2 separate regions of the Mus musculus genome follow, and region 1 is linked to region 2. A link is a loop called in an ENCODE intact Hi-C map of the cell type or tissue named here. Cell type or tissue: gastrocnemius. All regions are shown on one strand. Each heading gives the region's core, and the rest is flanking DNA. Links, peaks and the distances in the headings are about the cores only.

The links. Peaks named below come from ENCODE experiments on the same cell type or tissue, not always from the same donor. Only the 100,000 strongest peaks of a DNase experiment are listed, where the experiment ranks them.
Region 1: a loop joins it to region 2, with 2.9 times the contacts of the local background. A loop is called at or near these places in 2 of 42 quality-filtered maps.

The regions. Positions count from the first base shown.
Region 1 is chr10:42,953,773-42,962,101 of GRCm38, reverse strand. It overlaps Scml4 (Scm polycomb group protein like 4), which reads right to left. Exons shown (of 9, transcript NM_172938.3): 8 at 6,068-6,213; 9 at 1,320-4,483. The coding sequence ends at 4,358. Among named protein-coding and RNA genes, the nearest start is that of Gm5079, 33 kb to the left of the region's middle. In gastrocnemius, for the core only: a CTCF peak has its summit at 3,795 (motif pointing left); DNase peaks (open chromatin) are centred at 161, 3,750 and 3,996; H3K4me3 peaks cover 936 bases; H3K27ac peaks cover 2,036 bases.
Region 2 is chr10:43,475,213-43,483,541 of GRCm38, reverse strand. It overlaps Bend3 (BEN domain containing 3), which reads right to left and starts at 4,402. Exons shown (of 4, transcript NM_199028.2): 1 at 4,170-4,402. In gastrocnemius, for the core only: CTCF peaks have their summits at 3,690 (motif pointing left) and 7,945 (motif pointing right); DNase peaks (open chromatin) are centred at 4,379, 4,943, 5,429, 7,989 and 2 more places; H3K4me3 peaks cover 3,495 bases; H3K27ac peaks cover 4,323 bases.

The sequences.
Region 1 (8,329 bases), core at 119-8,118, 520 kb after region 2:
CCTGTGGGATGAGGCTAACTAAGCCTTGGAGGGAGAGACACAAAGGGGCTGCGGCTCCAGCATCCCTAGCTCTGCAGAGCCCAGAGTGGGCTCCCGGGCAGCTGGTGCTAACTTGGCAATATGGAAGGACGCAGGACCGTTGGTGCCTCTGGACATCTGGACATCTGCTGGATTCCCCCAGGGGCTCCCAGTCTGGACCTCTCATGGAACAGAGCAAAATCATGTGGCAACACACAAGCAGAGCAGGGACTCAGCTCTGAGTGTGTTTATGTAAAAAACAAAAGCAAAAAACCAAAACATGTCTTTATCCATGATCTAAACAGTTCGAGCCTGCCTCCACTGGGGAAAGTGGGGTAGGTTATCTTTTGAGTGCATATCCCGTTACTTATGCACTGGGATAGCTCTCCAGGTATCCTCTCTCTAGAATAGTTCTCAGGGAGAGATCAGAAGGTCCTTCAAGACTTTCTAATGATGACTGTGTTCAACAGAACATTGGGTGTTTCTAGTTTTCTTCAGAGATTCAACAAACCCTTCTAAAAGAATATACATTTAATTTTAAACCCATTTTAATTTAAAGAATTATTCTGTGGCATCATCAGGTTCTGGCTGTCATGGGCAGGGGCGGTGGGCACAAACGGTATTGTACGGTTTTCCTAAGAAGTGTATAATTTTGTTCATCTGGTTTGATTCTCAAACCCTCAGCCCAGCATCTCTTCCCAAGTTATCAATTCTGAGCACAGGTTTTGCTGAGGCGTTCTCTCTGCTCTTTTATTTCTGAAAGGGGAAAAAATTGGCAATCCTGTGGAAGAGAAATAACAGGCCCATGTCCTCCCTGGCAGACATAAGTGAAACGCTTAGGCAGTTGTTCCTGGCCGAGGCCTCTCCAGTAAGGCCTTTCCTGCGGCATCCAGGTCCTCAGGTCCTGACATTTCCACTCAGCTGATTCAGAGGAACAAGTCTAGGCACCAGGACTGTTCTGGTCATCTAGCTGTGCACAGAACAGGCCCTGCTACAATAAGAGGAAATGCCTACACGTAACAGACCATGCCGCACCAGACCATGCCGCGCCTCTGCACTACAAAGCTGGAAAGATATTTGAGAACATGCAATAGCTGCTATCCTCACAACCACTTCTTAGATTTTTCAACTCCAGTATCTGGAGATGCATAGACACACACACACAGACAGACACAAATATACACACACAGGTTTATAGACAGGCACAGAAAGACATACAGACACACACAGAGACATCCTTTTTTTTTTTTTTTATAAACATAGTGATCTGGTTTCAGAAAGTGGCGACTCTTTTTTTTTTTCCTTAAGATTTATTTATTATATTTGGGTACACTGTAGCTGTTTTCAAACACACTGTAGGCTGTTTTCAAACACACCAGAAGAGGGCATAGGATCCCATTACAGAGGGTTGTGAGTCACGGTGTGGTTGCTGGGATTTGAACTCAGGACCTTCGGAAGGGCAGTCAGTGCTCTTAACTGCTGAGTCATCTCTCCAGCCCCATAAACAGACACATACACACACAGAGGCACAGACAGACACACAGAGAGAGATACACAAATACACACACAGACTCATACACACAGGCCACATCTTTTATCTAAAATCTTCACAAAGGGAATAATGTGTTTCATAAAACATTTAAAATGCTTTAGGCAACAGAACTCTCTTGAAACCTCCCTCCCCCAAGTGTTTAACAGACAAATGTAATTGGAAATGTTTGGAACATGAGCACCCACACTCTTTAATTTGGAATTATGCAAAATGTGATCATTATCCACTCCAAGCTGAAGCAATGCTGTGCAGCTGGAAGAGCAAGCCTGTGAACTATCAGGTGTGAGTTCAAGTCCTGCTCATCTGGGCCAGGGTAACCCTTACGGTCTGACCCTGGAAGGTCTGTTTAGAGGAAGTGGCCTTGCATGTTTTACATTTGAGAAGCTATTTAGCTGCGCTGTTTGACAAGATTTTTGAGAGGGATGAAAATTAATTATACTTGCAGTATTGCAATGCTGATTTGGTCAACTAATTAGATTCTATGAAAAAACAGGCAAGAAGAATTGGTTCCGCTGGGCCTTCTGTGATGTGGCAGCCCCTCATTCCAAGACTAATGAGATTGCTTCTTGGTGTTTTGTTTTATTTTGTTTTGTTTGGCCAAACCTTAAATATCTGGAATTCTACAATTGAGCTAATTTAAGGCTTCGTGTGAAATAAGACATCATGTCTGGGGACACAGCTCCGTTCCTCCACAGACTTGAACTGGGTTCTAGCTCTCCTTCAAAAATTATTAGAGGCCTCCCCTGACTTGTTTGGCCTTGTTTTAACTTGGGGCACCAGTGAGACATGGGTAAGTTTAGGCAGGACATTTGGCAAGCTTAATACCACCACTCACTAAGGAGCCCGTGTCCCTGGAAGAGGCACCGTGAACCTCCAGGGAAGGGCAAACGTTTGTGTGAAGTGACCGGTCTAATCTCAAAGCTTTCACACAAGCAGTTCTGTATGTGGGAACTGCCTGATGCTTTCTGAGACAAGGATCTAACTTCAGAGCAGCAGCGAGCACCCAGAGTTAAAAATCTTCTTCTAGGCAGAGTCCGCTCATTGCTTTATCATCTTAAAGAGTCTCTCCAAGGTCTAATTCAAGGTCATTTCTGCCTCATGCTAGCAATAACAGACATCCGGCTCATCCACAGCCTGATCAAGTTCCATTCAGTGGGAAGCTCTGGGACAATTTTCTCCTTCTCTGTCTTACTTAAGTCCAACCACCCGTGTATATGTAACAAAGATCTTGCAGGGTCATGTCACACTCCCACAAACAGGGAACATCAAAGTGGGCCCTTATAGCACAGCATGGAGTATGTCCTGTGCTCTTTACCTAAATTCTACCTGATTGGTACAATAGGTAGATCCATCTGAGAGACCGCATTTATCTTGTTACAGTCCAGGACGTCTGGCTACACTTGCCAGCTGAGATCTTGCTCAGACTGCAGCCTGAGGGAAGGTGCCTTTCTAAAATTCATACTATTGTCAAGGGAGACCCTAGGTTATCCTTGACCCTCACCTTCCCCAGATGTGCCTTTAAGGAAAAGGCTGTGCCCATGAGTTCTCTATTCATCGAGAATAAACAAAGGGGGAGGGATTCCATAAAGAATAGGCAGTAAAGAGGTCACCCTTCTGCCTAGGAAACCCTGGCTCCACCCCCCTCTCTGGACACAGCTGCAAAGGGTAGAAAATCAATTTTTTCCCATTACTTCACAGTGAAGAGTAAAAACCTATTTGTAAATTGAATTAAACCCAATAAAAACACGTCTGCGTATTTGTTGAAGACTAGAAAAATTAGCCACAGACACACAGCTAAGAACGCAGCCATGAAACTAGAAATCAGTATGTCCTATTTCAAACTTTGTCGAGACAGTTCCCGCCCCCCGCCTTTTTTTCAAGAAATACCCATAGCTAAATGTCACCAAGATTCTTCAGCATGCCGTCATATCAGAGCCTCAGTGAGACTCTGGGAGAGAAGGGACACCAGTCTTTGTTTAGGCAGATGGCTGCTTCGGAATTTGTACCGAGTAAGTCAGTAAGTAATGGATATGAGCTGGACCCCGCCTGACAGAGCCTGATTTCTTCCCAAGTGGCAATCTGGGGTGCTCAATGTGGACTTCATTCCCTGTCCCTGTGCAAGCGAGGTCTTGCTTATAAAAACCCTACCCCGGCCACGCAGTCTGTGCATCCCGAAACCTCGTTAGCAGTCTGCCCTCTAGTGGAGCAAGGAAGGACTTCAGTAGCTAGGGCTCCAAAACATCCTTTCCCTTTTCTCTTCGAGAGCGGAAAACAAAAACAAAAACAAACAAACGGACAAAAAAACAGCAACAAAAATTCAAGTTTTCCAGATAGTGCAAGGCGAGGTGGTCATCAGAAGACAACTTCCAGGGCTGAGTCCAGGGAAACTCATGCTGATCGGTCCCAAGAACAGGGAGCAGTTGCCACCGCCACTGGGGGCGTCCCCACAGCCCCTGCAGGGACTTTGTGAGCCCCCTCCAGGGCTCTCCTTGTGTGACAGCATTCAGTTATCCACTCTGTCGCGGCACAAATAGCACCCGTAAAGAGTGACCAGCACGTCAGGAACACTGTAATAGCCTTTTTGTGATTTTTCTGACAAGTCTAGCACACGGTTGAGTGTCTGAAAGGGGCCACTAGGAATATTAGAAAAGGCAAGGATGCACACGTTCTATAAGAAGACACAGTCGTTGTGGCTGCGACGTTTAAGAGGACAGTCTACTCATGATGTTGGCCGGATGCTGGTCTGGCAGAAGTAACCTGGAGATGTGGGGCTTTGTTTCCAACTCTTTAGAATTTAGCTTGCTTTAGCTTGTCAATGTGATAGCAGAGTTTCAGTGCGGGTCCCAGCTTCAGTCCCAGGTACTTCATGATCATGTCGCTCCTCAGCAACAACAAGGCATTGCCATCAATCTCCTGGAGAGAAGGGAAAGCCAAAGGACAGTCAGAGCAGCCAAACGGTAGTTATGGCCCCGTGGGTGCCCCGCGGGTGCTCCAGGGGCACTTTAAGGACAGGTGAGTAGATTAGAGCGCGCATACTACTTGTTCTGGGAAAGCTCTTGGAAACAAAGCAAGCAACTACGAGGCCCTCGTCTTCCCAGCCCCTCCGGAAACTCAGTTGCTACCTTGCACCTTTCAGATTCCTGCCCTTGTTTGATTGAAGCAGACAGTTTCGCCTGCATTCCTACTATCTCATGTATATGTCATCTATCCAGGTAAAGACAGAGAGAGCCACAGACAGGTCAGCCTGAGGAGGACCAGGGTCGATGATCCTGGCTTTAAAGAGGGTCGTGAAGCTGAGAAAGGCAGGCAAGCAGATTGTCCCTAGAACACCTAGACACGAATTTATCCCTGCCAACGCCTGAGATCCAGGCAGGCTCCAGACCCACAGAAATAGAGATAAGAGATGTCTCTTGTCTAAAGACCCTGGATTTGTAGCAATTCGTTATACTACCAATCCAGAATTAATATCGTAAGCTGGGCAGGTAACAGTAATTCTTACCGTTTGCCCCACTTACTATCTTTGTATATTTCAAAAGCGCCTACGTGATTATAACATTGATGTGAAGGCTCTGTATATGAGTGAGGCCTCATGTAACGTATTAATGTGCATTTTCTCATTTAACCCTCTAAGCCAGTGGTTTCGAACTTGTGGGTCTCGACCCCTTTGTGGTCGATTGATCCTTTCTCAGGGGTCACCATCGGAAAACACAGATATTTACATCATGATTCATAACAGTAGCAATATTAGTTATAAAGTAGCAACAAAAATAATTTTATAATTGGGGGTTACCACAACATGAGGGACTGTATTAAGCGGTTGTAGCATTAGGAAGATTGAAAGCCACTGGTCTAAGCAGTAAGAGCACAGGATCACAGTTTGCCTGGCATATTGCAGGGTTCTATAGATGACTGTTGAATGCACAGGTGGGTGGGTGGGTGGATGGATGGATGGGTAGATGGGTGGGTGAGTAGATGGATGGACAGATGGATGATTGATGAACAGGTGGACAGATACATGGATAAGGACAGATGAGAGATGGGTGGATTGGTGGGTAAATGGATGGTTGGATGGATGGATAGATGGATGCATGCATGCATGGATGCATGGATTGGACAGATGGATGAGTTAATGAGTGGATAATGGATGGATGGATGGAGAGATGGATGGATGGACAGACTGGTAGGTGAATGGGTGGATAGATGATGCATGGGTGGGTGAATGGACAGATAGATGGATGATGGATGAATGGATTAGCAAAAAATCAGGCAAAGCCCAAGAGAGAGAACAGAAGAGAAACATATTCCTTAAAAACACAAATCTGTCAGTGGCTCTCCTCTGCCAGGCCTATGGTTGCCTCTGTCTCTCCCATCTCTGACTCACTTAAGGGCACTGCTAGAGCTTAGTCTAGAGTGACAGCGTCTGGAGGATCCCGATCTCCTCCCTCGGTCCATGCCTCTCTTTCCCTGGCCCGCCCTTCAGACCCATTACTTTCATACGTGCTTTCTGAAGAGCTCCACATGAGGTCCCAGAGCCTCGGGATCAGCATCTTTCACAAACCGGACCACGTCCTCCACGGTCCAGGTAGAAGGGTTTCTGCTGCTTGGTCGCCTGGTATCCTGCACCTCCGGAGAGGGGCTCGGGGCTGGAGGGAGTGAGCAGAGGAGGGGGACCATGAGCCAGTGAAACTCAGTGCCCGTCTGGTGCTGCCTACTGGGTCACCCCCAAGCCCTTAGCTTTCCCAGATGGAGTCCTTAGTGCTCTGAAGTCCACCGCATGTGTCCCTGAGACAGGTAGATGCTTTGAGTGGCTGGTCAGTGAGGCGCAAAGGGCAACAGCCTCTCTGTGCTCTGCTGCCCATGGAAGAAGGCTTGGGAGAGCTCTCATCCTTGACAAACTGAAATTCTGGTTCAAAATTCTAGCTAACGTTCGGTTCCGTTTCGTGTTTGTGGACCAGGGTCTGCTATAGACAGCTATTGGTGCCTGGGGCTGGTGAGCTGAGTGGTAAGCAAAATGGGCCTCTGTAGCCTGTGGGGCCAAGCAATACTGGGCCCTCCCTATGTCCTCTGGAGATGGCAATGTGGCAGAACAGAGGTGGGTCTTCACTTTTGGACTTTGCACAATGGCTAATCTTTCATTTATACCTCCAGCAGCACCAGGGTGGGGTGGGGTGGGGTGGGGTGGGGTTTGTTCATGTCTGGTCTGTCTGTACCTGCTATTAGAAGAAGAAGGTGTTACTTCACTACCTGTCCCTTGTCCTCAGCCCTTGGTTCATAGGAGTCCTTAGGGGGTTGTCTTTCCTGTTTGCCCTCCCTCCACCCCCCCCCACCCCCGCCATGCTTGCCGACTCTTTGGTAAAGGCATACCACTAATGGTATAGCTAATTTGTACTGTCAGTGTGACTAGACTTAGAATCACCCAGGAGACACACCTCAGGGATGACCCAGCCTGAATGTGGGCAGTGCCACCGCAGAGGATGGGGTCTCAGACTGGATGAGGTACTGGGGGAGAAGGTTAGTGTGCTGGCTAGTGTTATGTGAATTCAGTCAATGCTAGAATCATTCTGAAAGAAGGAACCTCAACTGAGATAATGAGCCCACCCAACTGGCCTGTGGGCAAGCCTGTGCTACATTGTCTTGACTGATGGTTGGTGTGGGAGGGCCCATCCAGCTCACTGTGGGCACTGCAACCCCCGGGCTGATAGTTGTGGGTGCTAAAAGAAAGCATTAGGCTGAAACATTAGGCTGACCTCAGGGAATCCCTCAGAAGAAGGGAAGGAAGGATTGTAGGAACCAGAGAGGTCAAGGAACAAGAACACAACTCACCCAATCAACTAAGCAGGCAGGGCTCATGGGGACTCACAGAGACTGAAGCAATAATCAGGGAGCTTGCATGGATCTGGGCTAGTTATGATATGTGTTATGGTTGCTTGGTGTTCTTGTGGGAGTCAGGGTTTCTCTGACTCTCTTGCCTGCTTTTGGGACCCTTTTCTTCCTACTGAGTTGCTCCATCTAGCCTTGATATAAGGACTTGTGCCTATTCTTATTGTAACTTGTTATGCCCTGTTCGGCTGATATCACTGGGAGGCTGCTCTCTTCTGAAGAGAAACAGAGGGGCAGTGGATTTGGGGGAGAGGGGAGGTGTAGAAGAGGGACTGGGAGGAGAGGAGGGAGGGAAATAGCAGTCAGGATGTATTATGTGAGAGGAAAAAAGAAAATGAAAGAGAGAGAAAGAAAGGGGAAGGAAGGAAAGAAAACAGGGAGGGAGGGAGGAAGGAAGGAAGGAAGGAAGGAAGGAAGGAAGGAAAGAAGGAAAGAAGGAAAGAAGGAAAGAAGGAAAGAAGGAAAGAAGGAAAGAAGAAAAGAAGGAAAGAAGGAAAGAAGGAAAGAAGGAAAAAGAAAGGCAAGAAGAATGGAAGAAAGAAATCCAGCAAGCAAGTAGAGCAAGCCATCGGGAACAAGCCAGTCATGCCTTGAGCTCCTGCTATGATTTTTCTGGATGGTGGGATACAAGCTGTGAGATGAATGAAGCCCTTTCCTCCCTATGCTGCGTGTGGTCATGGTGTTTTATCACACAAAGACTCTGTAACCAAGACAACCAGGTAAGCACATGGTCTCCTCTCTCTGCTTTCTGGCACAGCTGGCACTGATCAAGCTTCACTGCCCCAGTTCAGGCAACTTCTGCTTCCACAACCACCTTGTCATGAGGGGTGGTCACCCCAAACCGTGAGCTGAAACTGTGTCCCCTCCCCCTTCAGTTGC
Region 2 (8,329 bases), core at 94-8,093:
GCCTCAGGAAGGGCTCACCCTCAGACCTGGCATCTAGAAACTGGTTCATCAAGGAGGGAAAGGCAGCATGCTCCAGCACCCACTCCGGGGCTGGACAAAGGGGACTCACTTTCCTAAGAGTCAAAAGCAGAGTTTCCTTTGTGTTTTCCACTTTTTCAAGTGTCCGGTCTTGGGAGCACAGGAGCTGGTTAACTAGCGTCTGGGCACAGCCCGGCTGCTCCAGACAAGCTCTGGTCAGGCACTTGCCCCAAGCTCAAACCAACAGTCCTTGCATGTGAGGGATCTATGCCGCCACCCTGGTGATCGCTAATAAATGAAAAATTGACAGGCAAAGGAGAAAGGGGCCATTGGCAGAAAACAAAAAAATGTTAAGAGGTTGACCAAGAGTTCTGGGCCAAGAGTTCAAGACCTGCCTGTATACAGAATGAGCCTCTGTCTCAAACAATGTTCCCTTCAAATTTAAGGGGACTTAAATCTAACTAATGTCATCACTGAGGAAGCAGAGACACGAGAACCACGGGTTCTAGAGCGGCCTGACCTGCACTACACAGAAAAGACCCTGAGCAGAAAGAGAAAAAGAGGGTCTGAACTGCATGGGCCTGTGTGCCTGCGATCCCAGTATTTAAGAAGAAGACAAAGGAGAACTGTCTGTTGGAGATGCACCACATGACAAGAACCTGTCTCAACCCACCCCCCAAATAAATAAAAAAGAAACAAGTCAGAGAGCTGTAATAAAGCAGTTGTTGAGCAAACCTTAGCTCTAAATATATATAAGTCTGCTTTTCAGACAAAATTCTGACTAACATGCCAGGCACAGGCACGAACCACTCCTGAAGAAACAGTGCCCTGTTTTACACATTTGAGATACATTGAGGGCTAAAATGCAGAGCCCTTGACTTGACTTGTGTGCACCTAGGTCCAGAACTCACAAGTGACAATCAAAGCAATGCTATATTGGAGCCTCAGTCACAAAAGGGAAGGAAGGTCCTGTCAGCTCTGAAAGGAAAGGGCAGAATGCACAGTGATGCTCACAAGACCAAAACCACCCATTTTTGTCAGTGAATGCTTTTGTGTGTGTGTGTGTGTCTGTGTGTGTGTGTGTGTGTATGTGTGTGATTTATCTAGGAGAGATGGCTAAGATGAAGGGGCTTGCCGCCAAGCGCAATGGCCGGTGCTTACTCTCCAGAACTCACTCCTGTAAGCAGTTCTCGGAGCTCCATATGCAACACCAGGGTGCATGTGTGGAAGATGATTCAAGGTTGGGTTTGGCAATATAGTGAGTGCAAGGCCAGTTTAAACACCTGCAACCCTGTCTCAGAGGACAACCACCACCACCCAAATAGGCGTGATAGCACATTTCCATAATCCCTGCCCTAAGGAAGTAGGGACAAGAGGAATGCCAGCTTGGTTTTGCACAGCAAGTTCCAGGTTGGCCAAGGGCTAGAAAAGATAGCATGACTATATCCCTCTAAACACCAAGGAGTCCTAAAGTTCTACTACTCCAAAAACTAATTCTAAAACAGAGATGTCAATAGTGGGTACAGAATGGTTAGAATAGCAAGCATAGTCTCACTTATAAAAATTAACACACACACACACACACACACACACACACACACACGCCATTCCCTAGTCTCTTGTATAAATTATTATTACAGGTGCTAATGCATTTCTAGGCAGTTCTGTAGATGGGTCTCCTACAGGAGCTTAATCCTCACCCAATCAAACCTCTGTCAGGGCTGAGTCCAATTTTCCTGTTCCTAAATATTCTGCCCCCACCTTTGGTGCCCCCAAGGGTCCCCAGATAACCTATCAATCTCTAACAGACGGTTGGAATGCTGGCTAGTCTGTATTCTGTCTTCGTGGCTAACTGGTCTTACTTCTTGTGTGTGTGGAGAAAGAACGCTAACTTTACTGTTTAACTTCACTAAAACAGCATCTCTGACATGGTCATGGTGGTTCATTCTTTTGGTTCCAACACTGATAGGAGAAAGCGGAGATGGAGATGGCAGGTAGGTGGATCCCTGAGTTCTAGGGCAGCCTGGTCTACAGAGAAACCAAAAGACCATCCCAGTATGGGATACATAGTGAGACCCAGTCTGAGAAAACAACAAAAGCCAGGTGGTGTGGACACCTTTAATACCTTCCCCCACCCCCATCCCACCTCCACCCCCTACAGGCAGGATCAGTCAGATCTCTAAGTTTGAGGCCAGCCTGGTTTACATAGCAATTCAAGGACGGGACAGAATTTAGGGACTCGGTATCAAGACCAAACAACAACAACAAAATGCCAGGTGTGGTGGGACAGATCTTTAATCCTAGCATTTGGTCGGTTTAGGCAGCTGGATCTCCAAGGCCAGCCTTGTTAAATCTCAGGCTCCAGGCCATTCAAAGCTACAGTGAAATGTAGACTTAAAACAAACAAACAAACAAACAAGGCATCTCTAGTAAAGCCCAAAGTGGTTCTTGGTGTGTCTTGGTCTCACATGAGAATATATATAAAAGTTTAGATTTTTAAAAATGCAAAAATAATTCTTAGGGCTGGGGATGTAACTTAGTTGGTAAAATGTTTGCCTACCGTAACTAAAGTCGTAATTTCGATCAAGTACCACAAAAATTAGGTGCAGTGCACATACTTGTAATCCCAAGTATGTAACTCCTGTAACTTGACAGGCGTTCAGGATCACGCAGGCCTATATAACAAAAAAGTCTGAGGCCAGCAGGGACCACAGGAGACTGTCTCAAAAAAGGAAAACAAAAAAACAAAAAAATCCTGGCTAAATCCCAGTATTCGAGGAAGCTGAAGTCCTGTAAGGTTTACACATGAAACTCTAAAACGAGGGGCTGGAGAGATGGCTCAGCGTTTAAGAGCACTTGTGGCTCTTGCAGAGGTCGTGGGTTGTGTTCCCATCACCCACGTGGCTGCTCCCAACCATCTATCTGTAAATCCGATGCCCTCCTCTGACCTCTTAGGAGACCAGGCATGGATATGGCGCATATATATGCAGTCAAAACACATACACCGAAAATGAAGCTTAAAAACAAAACCCAAACACCTATGAATTAAAAGTGGAAAGTCGCAAAAAGAGAAAAACTGCAGGCATGGAACCGAAACAGAGACAAACCTAAAACCTCTATCTGGGACATTTCCACACGTTCCCCACTCGCCTGGGTTTTCTGGGTCTTTATAGATTTCTGGCACCCTCCCCTCTACTCAGTGACGTGTTACTTGTAGGAAAACATTCAAAAGTTACTTCTAAAAGGAAGTTCTCTGACTTCCAAACAGTGAACATTAATTCTGAGCATCTCTGGTTGGCCTCCACCTCCAAAATACTCCCAAGCGGGCCACCTGAGCGATCAAACTTCTACTTTAGGACAAACTTAAAAAAAAAAGAAAAAAAGAACTCAGATGAGTTGAGTCCCAGCCCACAAGGCCTTCACAACTCCGCGCCTCACAGCCCGAGCCAAGTCTGCGTGGGAAATTACGTCGATCGTGGCGGGCACAAGTCACGAGGGGCGGCGAGCGCCCCGGCCCGGCTCCACCGCCCGCCAGGAAGGCCTCGCGCTCGCTGGGGTGCACACCCAGAGCGCCGCGCTGGACCCGCCTCCAGCCGGGCAGCGGGAACCACGGAGCGCCGTGGAACGGCCCGGGAGGGTGCCGCGCCCCCTGGCGGCGGGGCTCGCCGCACCCCGCTCCCAGCCGCCGGCAGCCTCGCTCCCTCCGCTGCCTCCCCGGGGCAGCGTCCCTCCGAGCGGCGGCTCTCCGGCCTCTGGCTCCCCGCCCTTCTGCTCCCTCTGACACCCCTCCATCGCCGCCACAGGCCGGTCGAACGCGAGCGCTCCGGCGCCGCGCAGTTGCTCCCCGGCGGCCCTCGGCCGCTCCATCGCCGGCCCGCCGGGGGTGGAGAGCCGGCGCGCGGCGCGAGTGGGGCCGGCCTGGCGGCGGCGGCGCGGACCGTTCCACCGTGCGTCCTCCCCTCCCTCCTCCTCCTCCCTGGCCGCGGCGCGCGTGCTCCCGGAACGCCATGGAGTCGCGGCGTTCCGAGCGGGCACAAAGGGGCGCGCGGCACAATGGGGCGCGACGAGCCCGTGGGCGCCCGCTCCCCCTTCCAGCCCGCGCGGAGGCGGCGAGCCGCTCGCAGGCGGCCCCGACCGGGGCCCACACTCACCTGGGACGAGAGTTGTTACTTTGCGGAGCGGGACCCGCGCCGAGTTCGGGCGCCACGTGCGGGGGGCGGGCGCGCGGGCCGCAGTGGGGGCCGAGCGCGCAGGGCCTGGCCGGGGCGGCCCCGCCGACTGGCTGGGGGCGGCGGGCGGGCGGGCGCCGTGTATTTTCCCCTCTCTTTGTGTGTGTCCGTGCGCTGCGCTCTCGCGTGACGTGACGGGACTCCGTGTGTCATTTCCGCACAAGGACACAGGAGCCCCCGCTGCAGTGGAACCTCAAGCCCTCCGCCCCCACCGCGCCGCCCCTCCCCCTCAGCGGGGCACACGCGGGACCAGCGGCGGCGGCGGCGGCGGCGCTCGGGCGTGAGCGACCGCGGCGGGGAGCTGGGGCGCGCTGCGGGGCGGGTGCGCTCGGCCTGCACAGCGCGGCTCCACGTGGGCCCGCGCCGGCTGCCGGCGGACCAGGGCGGCTCTCACCCACGGGAAAGCGCCCCGCGGCATTCTCGGCTACGTGCTCTCCGGGCTGGAGCGTGGCCCCGGCGCCTCTTTCTCTACTTTTTCTCTAACCCCGGGGGGTGGGGGTGGGAGGCAACGCGCCGTGTCTTTTCCGCCCGCGCCCCCCGCTTTTGGGGCGCTCGGCTGTGGCGCCGCACCATCGCACGGACCTTCCCGTGCCACGCCGGGCACAAAGACTTCGGGGTGCGCCCCCCCTCCAGTTCTGCATGGATTCGTGGTTGGGGGGGTATACTGGAGAGCGACCCCGGGCTCTGGGGGAGCCCTGGCCACTCCCCCGGCAGGGTGGCCGCCCTCTCCCGTAAAGCCTGAGTTCCGAGAGCCCAAGTTTTGCCGCTTGAGGCTGCGGAGCGAAGCACGCGCTTGGGGACCCTCATGCCACCAACTCAGAGCCACGGGGCTCAGCGCGGAAAACTGGGAGACTCCAGTCGCCGAGTTAGTTAAGACCGACCGTCTCCTAGTTTCCCGGACTGCAGAGTCGGAGTTGAGAAATAAGAAACCAACCCCTCGCAGTTCTCCAACTTTCGGGGACTTGGGGTGGGGGTGGAGGGAAAAGAAAAGCCCAAGTCAACTTTTAAGCTGCGTGCCTGGTTTTGGTAAACAATGAGAACGGAAAAAAAAATTTTTTTAATCCTTTAATTTGCCGATGGAAAAAAAATGTCTAAAAAGAAAAATGCAAATGATCCCATCTGCTGCCTACAGCTGACTGGCTGCGAGAGAGGACCATGTGGCCCGGCCCGGCGCGGTCAGTGAATACGTAGAATAGATTTTAAAAGGACGTACATGCTGGCTCCTAGCTGCCCAGTCGCGGCCTAAGGTTGGAATTAACGCGTAGTCAGAGATTATTGTGTCTTCACACAAATTGGGAATTTAATCATTACGCAAGTTCCTCGCCTTCTGGTTTGAAATCTAATGGCGCAGAGTTGGACCTTGGAGGGACTGTGGAACGTTCTGGAGAGGTGTTTGGGTTGCAGACTTGGAGAAGTCAGTACTAATTGCTATGCAAAATTAGCTAGCAGCTTGAAGAAAGGAGCCCAGCATCCTAGGGGTGCTTTTATAAGAGAATCTATACGTGCTCAGTGTCATTCAAAACAGGATGATGGAAAGAATGGGCCCGAGATAGCAGCCCTTCAAATTCAAAAGGCTAGGGTCGCCCTATCTACATTTAAAATAGGGAGGAGGGAGGAAGGGAGGGGGAATGGTTAATTTATACATTCCCTGGAGACAAAGTGGAAGCACTTGGATTCGTTAGGGAACTTGACTTCTGCACTTGTGCATTAAGTGACATGCGCAGCACAACTCTTCCCTCGGCTGCGTTAACAGATGCTGCAGTTTTGTCCTCACCTTCAATTTAATGTGACAGTTAGAATTATAAAAGGAGACGTTGCGTTTCATTAGTTTAGTTTTGTCGGATTTCCCAGAAGAGTCGGGAACAGTTAGCATCTAAGCTCGTTTTCCATTTAAACCGCTCTGCTGCGTTGCTTTAAGAATGTAAAATGGCCGTGTTCAGTTTTTAAAAAGAAAAATTTCCTGAATTGTGACAGGATCTATCTTTGCCCAACTATTCACAGTGAGAACTCAAGTGTCCAAGACAAATAAATCATCTCTTCTTTGTTAGAGACCTAAGCTTGGGTCAGATACTAGGTGTTTTGTTTTGGTTTGGGTTTAGCTTTCAAGGTAAGTGGAGTTTGTTGTGTGTCCCCACTAAGTCATTAGCAGAGTTGCCATGGGGCTACCCACCTCTGCGCCCAGCAGATTGGAGACAAAGGTGGTGGGATTTTTCTTTAGAAAGTGCCAGGCTAGACTACATGGTGACATCTTGTTTCCAAAAACAAAAAGTTTTTTTTTTTTAAAGGGGTGTGAAAAAAATTAACAGAAATGGACTACATTACTATCTATAAAAGAAACTTAGTTTCATGTTTTTTTATTTTTTTATTAGATATTTTCTTTATTTACATTTCAAATGTTATTCCCTTTCCAGGTTTCCCCTCCAAAAACTCCCTCCCTCTATCCCTTTCCCCCTCCCCCTGCTCCCCAGCCCACCCACTCCCACTTCCTGGCCCTGGCATCTCTCTATATTGGGGCTTAGAACCTTCACAGGACCAAGGGCCTGTCCTCCCATTGATGACCAACTAGGCCATCCTAAGCTACATATGCAGCTGGAGCCATGAGTCCACCATGTATACTCTCTGGTTGGTGGTTTAGTCCCTGGGAGCTCTGGGAGTACTGGTTAGTTCATATTGTTGTTCCTCCCTTGGAGCTGTAAACCCCTTCAGCTCCTTGGGTCCTTTCTCTAGCTCCTTCATTGGGGACCCTGTGCTCCATCCAATGGATGATTGTGAGCATCCACGTCTGTATTTGTCATGTACTGGCAGAGCCTCTCAGGAGACAGTATATCAGGTTCCAATCAACAAAATCTTATTGGCATCTGCAATAGTGTCTGGGTTTGGTGGTTGTTTATGGGATGGATCCCCAGATGGAGCAGTCTCTGCATGGTCATTCCTTCAGTCCCTACTCCACACTTTGTCTCTCTAACTCCTTCCGTGGGTATTTTGTTCCCCCTTCTAAGAAGGATCGAATTATTCACACTTTGGTCTTCCTTCTTCTTGAGTTTTGTTTCATGTTTTAATGAGCATTTTGTGTTTGTTTGTTTGTTTTAATTCATGTGTATGTATATGTGTTTTGTAAACCACATGTGTTGGGGTGCCTAAGGAAACAGAAGAGCTGAACTTATAGGCTGTTTTAAGTCACTGAATGTGGGTGCAGAAATGAACGTTGGTCCAATGAAAGGACAGAAAGTGACCATAATCACCAAGCCATATTTTCCCCCTTGCGTTCCCATGTGTGCGTGTGCTCAAAAGTAAATCTGATGGGGCATTAGTCGCACACACCTTTAATCTCAATGCTTAGGGAGGCAGAGGCAGGCTGATTTCTGAGTTGAAGACTGGTCTACAGACAGTTTCAGGATGGTCAGAACTACACAGAGAAACCCTGTTTGAAAACACAAAAACTAAACTAAAAACCCAAAATATTAAAATAAATCAATCCAGTTCTCCAAATAATCCCAGCATGCCACAGTAGGGAACATAAAACTGTGGGCTTAAGGCCAGTCTTGCTTTGAGAGTTTGGGGGAAAATAAGAAAAGTAAAAGGAATCTCTCCGTTTTGGGGAGATCGGCTTGGTTTGGGGGGAGGGGAGGGAGTTAGATTTTATTTTTATGTTTTGACTTCAGCAAAGTACAAGTGCATGCAGTGCTCACAGACGCCAGAAGAGGGCGTTAGATCCCCTGGAACTAAACAAAAAAGTGGTGAACTTCCTTATGGGTGCCAAGCCATTTCTTTGGTTGCTTCCCCTCTGCCCCCCCCCCCTTTTTTTTTAAGACAGGGTCTCACTGGCTGGCCTGGCTCAATTCCAACTACCTCCAACTCAAGAGTTTCACCTGCCTCTGCCTCAGGAATGCTGGGATAAAAGCTGTAGATCACCATACCCAGGGTTTTGAGGAAGTCTTATTTAGAAAGCTTTTTGTTTGTGTTTTTCTGAGACAGAGTTTCCTATCTACATGCTAGCAGAGGATGACCATACCTTCTGATCCTCCTGCCTCTACCTCCCAAATCCTGAGATTACAAGCCTGTGCCACCATTCCTGGTTTAGG